Linked DNA regions of Homo sapiens: region 1 is linked to region 2. Evidence: chromatin loops called from intact Hi-C (ENCODE). Cell type or tissue: endothelial cell of umbilical vein. All regions are shown on one strand. Links, peaks and the distances in the headings refer to the core of each region. The heading gives the core; the rest is flanking DNA. Region 1 overlaps NRXN3 (neurexin 3). Region 2 overlaps NRXN3 (neurexin 3).

Evidence for each region. A loop is a pair of places that touch in the nucleus more often than their neighbours do. Peaks named below come from ENCODE experiments on the same cell type or tissue, not always from the same donor. Only the 100,000 strongest peaks of a DNase experiment are listed, where the experiment ranks them.
Region 1: it touches region 2 in a loop (5-fold over the local background); 1 of 110 quality-filtered maps calls a loop at or near these places.

Annotation. Positions count from the first base shown.
Region 1 is chr14:79,043,850-79,046,776 of GRCh38, reverse strand. The region is part of intron 15 of NRXN3 (neurexin 3); the gene reads right to left. Among named protein-coding and RNA genes, the nearest start is that of NRXN3-AS1, 30 kb to the left of the region's middle. In endothelial cell of umbilical vein, for the core only: no CTCF peak of the experiment used is centred there; a DNase peak (open chromatin) is centred at 1,426; H3K27ac peaks cover 1,209 bases.
Region 2 is chr14:78,920,531-78,923,457 of GRCh38, reverse strand. All of the region lies in intron 10 of NRXN3 (neurexin 3), which reads right to left. Among named protein-coding and RNA genes, the nearest start is that of NRXN3-AS1, 150 kb to the left of the region's middle. In endothelial cell of umbilical vein, for the core only: no CTCF peak of the experiment used is centred there; a DNase peak (open chromatin) is centred at 1,397; H3K27ac peaks cover 2,500 bases.

The DNA.
Region 1 (2,927 bases), core at 280-2,779, 120 kb before region 2:
CTGTTTTATCTCATGTAATTTTCAAAAATACCCTCTTTAGTACATACTATCAGGTTTTTATAGAGGAGGATATTTAACCTTAGAGAGTTAAGTAGCTTGAGCTAGGTCATAGAATCAACAGTGAGTCTGAGAGTCAAGACTGATTGTCTGATGAAAGTCTCATGTTTTTTGCACTACAAGATCCTATGTCCCCTGTGGACATCTGCATGACATATCACTGGAAGAAGCATACAGGGAGGGATTTGACAGAAAAATGAAGCTGATTTAGGTATACTCAGGCCTGTAGCACATTTCATTTAGGCAAAAAATTAGGGGAATATTTCCAGTCCAGGAGCAAGTCTTGAAGACCATAATCTTTAAGCCACAAGCATACTTACTCCTTGCTGATATGAGCTTCTAGACCTTGCTCCAAATCTCATGTCCATGCAAAAATTGTTAGATCCTCTCTGCACCTTGCTTCTTCTACTCATTGTCCTTTCTCAGGGACCATCATAGATCCCAACTGTGTATCTCAAATCTAAAGCATAAGCTGCAGCTACTACTGTCAGATCTAGAAGGAAAGGAAAGGAGAGGAGGGGAGGGGAAAGAGGAGGGGAAGGAAGCTTTCAGAAATGCAAAAGGTGTTATACTGGTGTCATGTTACTCCATTGCTTAAACCTAGATCAGTTGGTGAAAGCAGATTTTTATTATTTATTTATTGTTTTTGGTACCCATTAGATATACATATTTTCAGGGTACCTGGAATAATTTGATACATTCATACAATCACATCAGGGTAATTAGGATATCCATCACCTGAAATATTTATCTTTCCTTTACACCAGGAACATTTATTTGAATTATTATTCTCTTCTAGCTGTTTTGCATCAGCATCACTTGGGAGTTTTTAAAATATGCAAATTCTCAGGCCCCACCTCAGATCAACTAAATTAGAAACTGAACAAGATCACTAGGTGGTCCCGAGGCATTATCAATCACTGGCGAATAATATACACACCAAGCGGCAACTGGAGGAGGCAAATAGTATCCATGAAAAAACGTTATCTTGTTCACCAAATATTTCCTATAGGAGTATCATTCAGGTGGCACCTTCATAATTCTCTGAGCATCAATAAGCTGGAGTGATCTTTGCCATTTCACATGGATCACAGAATAAAAAGGCTGCTTTTATAGATCAGAGAGTGGGTGAGGTCTTCTCATTTGTGAGATGACGCCACAGAGAGAACATCCATGGGAACCCTTTGTTCTAGGTGGTTTAGGGAAAGCCCTGCCTCAGGGCTCTGAGTCACCTGCAGTCTCTGCAGCAGCCTTTGCTAGTCATTATCCTAGGACATGATTCATGCGGCTTGTGGGGATGCAGGCTTATTCTTTACAGTCCCATCAAGCTGTCATACCTCTGGCAAACAGGAAGGTGCAGTGCCTAGGATCAGGATTGGCCTTCTCTGTTTATGGCTTGCTCCCGGTCATAAATTTGGAGCAGAAGGGCAGAGTGATTGCCGATTGTTGAGGAGCTGAATGGGGAGCAGTAGGAGATGAAGAAGGAGGGGTGTGGGTAGCGCCAGAAAAAGCAAACACTGAGCCGGTGCCCCCTCAAGGTCACTTTGCTTTGGCAGGAATCAAACAAATAAACAGAAAACGGGGATTGGGGGAGTAGGATTGTCTCATTTCCTATATTTCTATGCCATTATGGGCATAGGTTTGATAAACTCTGGCCAAGAGAAAGTTGTTTTTGTTTTATATTTTCTTTTAAGAGACGCCATGGTTTTTATGACAAGGCCTAAGCAATGAACCATAAAATCAAAAGACACCATAGGCATTTTCTCATTGGTGCATGGGCTGCAAATCAAGAAAATAATTTGTAGTTCACCTGGCAGTAGTTCTAGAAGGAAAAAACTGGAAGAAAATGCTGAGAATGGTTATAGCAGGAGTGGGAAGAAAAAAAAAAAAAAAACTAGAGGTGCTAATCAGAAAGCCCCGGATTTGGCCAAAGATATAGTATATGGAACCACTGAGCTTATTAGACGATGCAGGTTGTACATATGTGTGGTATATATGTGTGTGTGTGTGTGTGTGTGTGTTCACTTTTGAGTCTATTTTCTGAGATAAAAACCATGGGAAGTATTTGGTAAAGCAGATGTAAACACTGGCTTAATTATAACAAGTCAACTATGTTTTCAAAAGTATTATCATCAACAGTAGTAATTATAGCAAACATTCATTAGGCATTCAACATGGGCCAGCCATTGTGCTATGAGCTTTCACTACTTCAACTCATTTAACCATCATCAAAACCTATGAAAAAGGTACAATCATTATTCTCCCTTGTCTTACACATGAAAAAGGGAGACTTAAGACTGTAAAGGTCTAACTTTTAACTCGGCCCAGGTTTCATAGCTAATTGGTAGCAAACTCAGGGAACTTTAACTCAAAACTCAGGACACCTTAACTCAAACTCAGGGAACTCTGGCTCAAAAAATATGTGCATATAACTACTGCCTCCCTCAACTTTCTATTTTACATTTGGGGACAATCGGTCACTAAAAGATTAAAATGCAACGTGTTTTCTCAAAAAGAATCAGAGATAGATGTTGAAAGTCTACCTCAAAAGAAGGCCTTATCTTACTGAGCGTAATTAGGTGGAAGACAAAAAGTCAGTGGTCTTATTTCAAAGAGTACAAACTCCATCACTGGCTTTTAGCCAGTGGGATTTTGCCCTACAGAAGACATGTGGAAATGTCTGGAGACATTTTTGTTTGTTACCATGGGAGAAAGGTGCTACTAATATCTAGTGGGTCATCCTCAGATGCTGCAAAGCATCCTTCAGTGCACAGGTAGTTTCCCCACATCAAAAAAGAATCCAGTCCAAAATGTCAAAACTGCCAAGCTTGAGAATCCTGATCTGAGGTAGCCACACTATATTCAGGAAA
Region 2 (2,927 bases), core at 266-2,765:
TTAAATCCTTCAAAAGCCTTAAAAGAAGATAAGAAGGTAGTTTGCCAACCTCCTTTTTTCATTTCTATGCTGTTATGTTTAGTGCATCGAACATACTCAAACCTTCAAAGCAGCTGTTCAGAAGATAAACTGCCTCATTCAACATGAAGAACAGGAAATGTAAAAATGTATTCTCTCTCTCTTTTTCTTTCTGTAGCTAGCCTGAGGGCAAAGAGATGTACAACAAAAAGTGTTGGCAGGATATTCAATGTATTTCACTGAGTCAAGCAATAGGGTGTGCTCAACCATGAGAAGGTGCTTGTGGGCTCGAGGCAGCACTCAAGGCCAAAGGCTATTCCTTTGAAGAGATCCTCAGAGAAAGAGGGGTCCAGAAAAACCTGACCGCCTGTCCCTAGAAAGTCACATACTACATAGGCAGCAATCATCACATCAACAGTAAATGAAGCAGACTGGAATAAGACTGAGACACCTTTCCCCCAAGGCGAAGGCACCACTTAGTGGAAACCCACGGGAAAAAATGCTGCTGTGACAATGTCTGCAAAACTTCCATTCACATGAAAGACGCTAAAGAACACTATTATTATTTTTTTAATTTTATTTTGGGGTCTGGGATACATGTACAGGACATGCAGGTTTGTTACATAGGTAAACATGTGCCATGGTGATGTGCTGCACCTATCAACCCATCACCTAGGTATTAAGCCCCACATGCATTAGCTATTTATCCTGATGCTCTCCCTCCCCCTGCTCCCCTCCACCTACAGGCCCCAGTGTATGTGATGTTCCCCTCCCTGTGTCCATGTGTTCTCATTGTTCAGCTCCCATTTATGAGTGAGAACATGTGGCGTTTGGTTTTCTGTTCCTGAAGAACACTATTATTTACTGGAGAAGTCAGCTGAATAATAATATAGCATATTCAAAGTCCCTTATACCATCTGCATCTAAATTGGACGAAGGCCCATACACAGCGTAAACTTGATCTGACAAACAGCCATATTCAACATACTCTGATACACATTTTTTTCTGTTTTGTGACCTTACCCTCAAAATAGAAAAGATATTTTAGAAACTATAACAATAATTCAAAAAGTTCTCAAAGAAAGATAAGAACTATATTCTATACCTAATTATATTCTGGGAAGTTCAAAATGTTTGAACCACAGACTGGAGCATCTTGTTTTATTCACAAGCTCGGTCCAGTTGGACTGAATCTCATTATGACTGTTAATGTTTTAATAGAGGAAAGTGTTCACTCTAAAGGTATAGAATATCCATATAGGACGATAAAATATTCTTGAAGCATTCTGCCTTATTTGGAGAAAAGAAAACCTCAGCATTCTTACATGCTGTAGTCATATGGAAAGGAAGTGATTTGTAAGTTGATAGCGAAATCACCAGGGTTACAACTTCAGCAGCAATAAATAACTTCCTACTTAGAGATGTGGAGAAGTCAAGGAGGATGAGATAAACCAGAACAAAAGGAATATGATGTGAACATTTCTGACAAATATGTTTCCTCAAGGATTATTTTAGGGAAGTGGTTTTTTAAGGAAATGTTAAGATTTCTGCAAGAAACTCATACTACAAATCTCCTAAATGCAAAATTCAAAGAACAAAGTAAGCAATATCAAATAGTCCCATATACAACTAGTATAAACTTAATAATTCATTGATTTATATGTTTGTCTAGGAATTTAAAATTTCATGTATCCATTAATCCATGTGGGCATCATTTTATGCATGTATTTTTGTCCATGAGCTGTATAACCTAGATGACAATCTAACATAGAATTTCAAGGCATCTTCTCTGACTAATCTTTCCTGGTTCCTCCACCTAGCACCCTATCCTGTGCTTTGATAAGAATAATGTGCCAATCTTTGACCATCACCATGTCAAAAAGATGAGACTTAAAGTGATTTAGGTGATTAGAAATTCAGTGTTGACTTCTCCATTTTTCCCGTCCATTCCACACCCAGCACCTCCTTCCTCCTCCCAGTTTACTAATTGATGTTATTCATATATGGAGGTAAGTGTTTCTGTGAATCAAGTTCATGTTTTATTTATCTTTGTTTCAGTTTTACTAACTTCTCTAGACTGATCTTCATTTCAATGAGTTTGCCTAACTTGAAGTTTCATGAGGACAAGGACTGTGTCTGCTCCATTAACCACTGTATCCCCCGTGCCTTGCACCAAGCTCAGCATATGGCTGTGTGTAGTGTAACAACAACAAAAAAATCTTTCTCCCAGCTTCCTGGCACAAAGCTCCTAAAATCTTCTGAAGGAATAGTCTTCTATTTAAGATCCCTAATGAAATAACTCATGGGGGAGAAAAGGGTAGCTTTTTGCTTTAGGATGAGGACTGATTACATTAAAAACTACTGGATTAGAGGAACAGAACTGAAGGTCCCCGTCCCTGACATCTGGGTTGGAGAGAAGGGCTGGAGATTGAGTTCAATCACCAATGGGCAATGTATAATCAATCATGTCTACCTTAATGAATCCTGGACACAAAACTCTAAAAGATGGGGTTTGAGGATCTTCCAGATTGGTGAACATATCATCATGCTGGCAGGGCAGTGTGCCAGGAGAGGGCATCTATGCTCTGGGTCCTCTTCCTCATGTTTTGTCCAATACATCTCTTCAATTTGGCTGTTCCTAAGTTGAATCCTTTATAATAAACCAATAATTGCAAATAAAGAACATGTCGTGGTTCTGTGAGTGGCTCTACTGAATTATGGAAACTGAGGGGTGGAGGGGGTCATGAGAACCCCCAATTTGTGGTCAGCTGCACAAAACTGTGGGTAGCCCGAGCACTCCATGTACAGTGTCTGGTGTCTAGAGTAGCAGAAGTCTTGTGAGACTGAGTCCTTAACCTGGGGGATCTGTGCTAACTCCAGGTAGTATCAGAATTGAATAAAATTGTTGG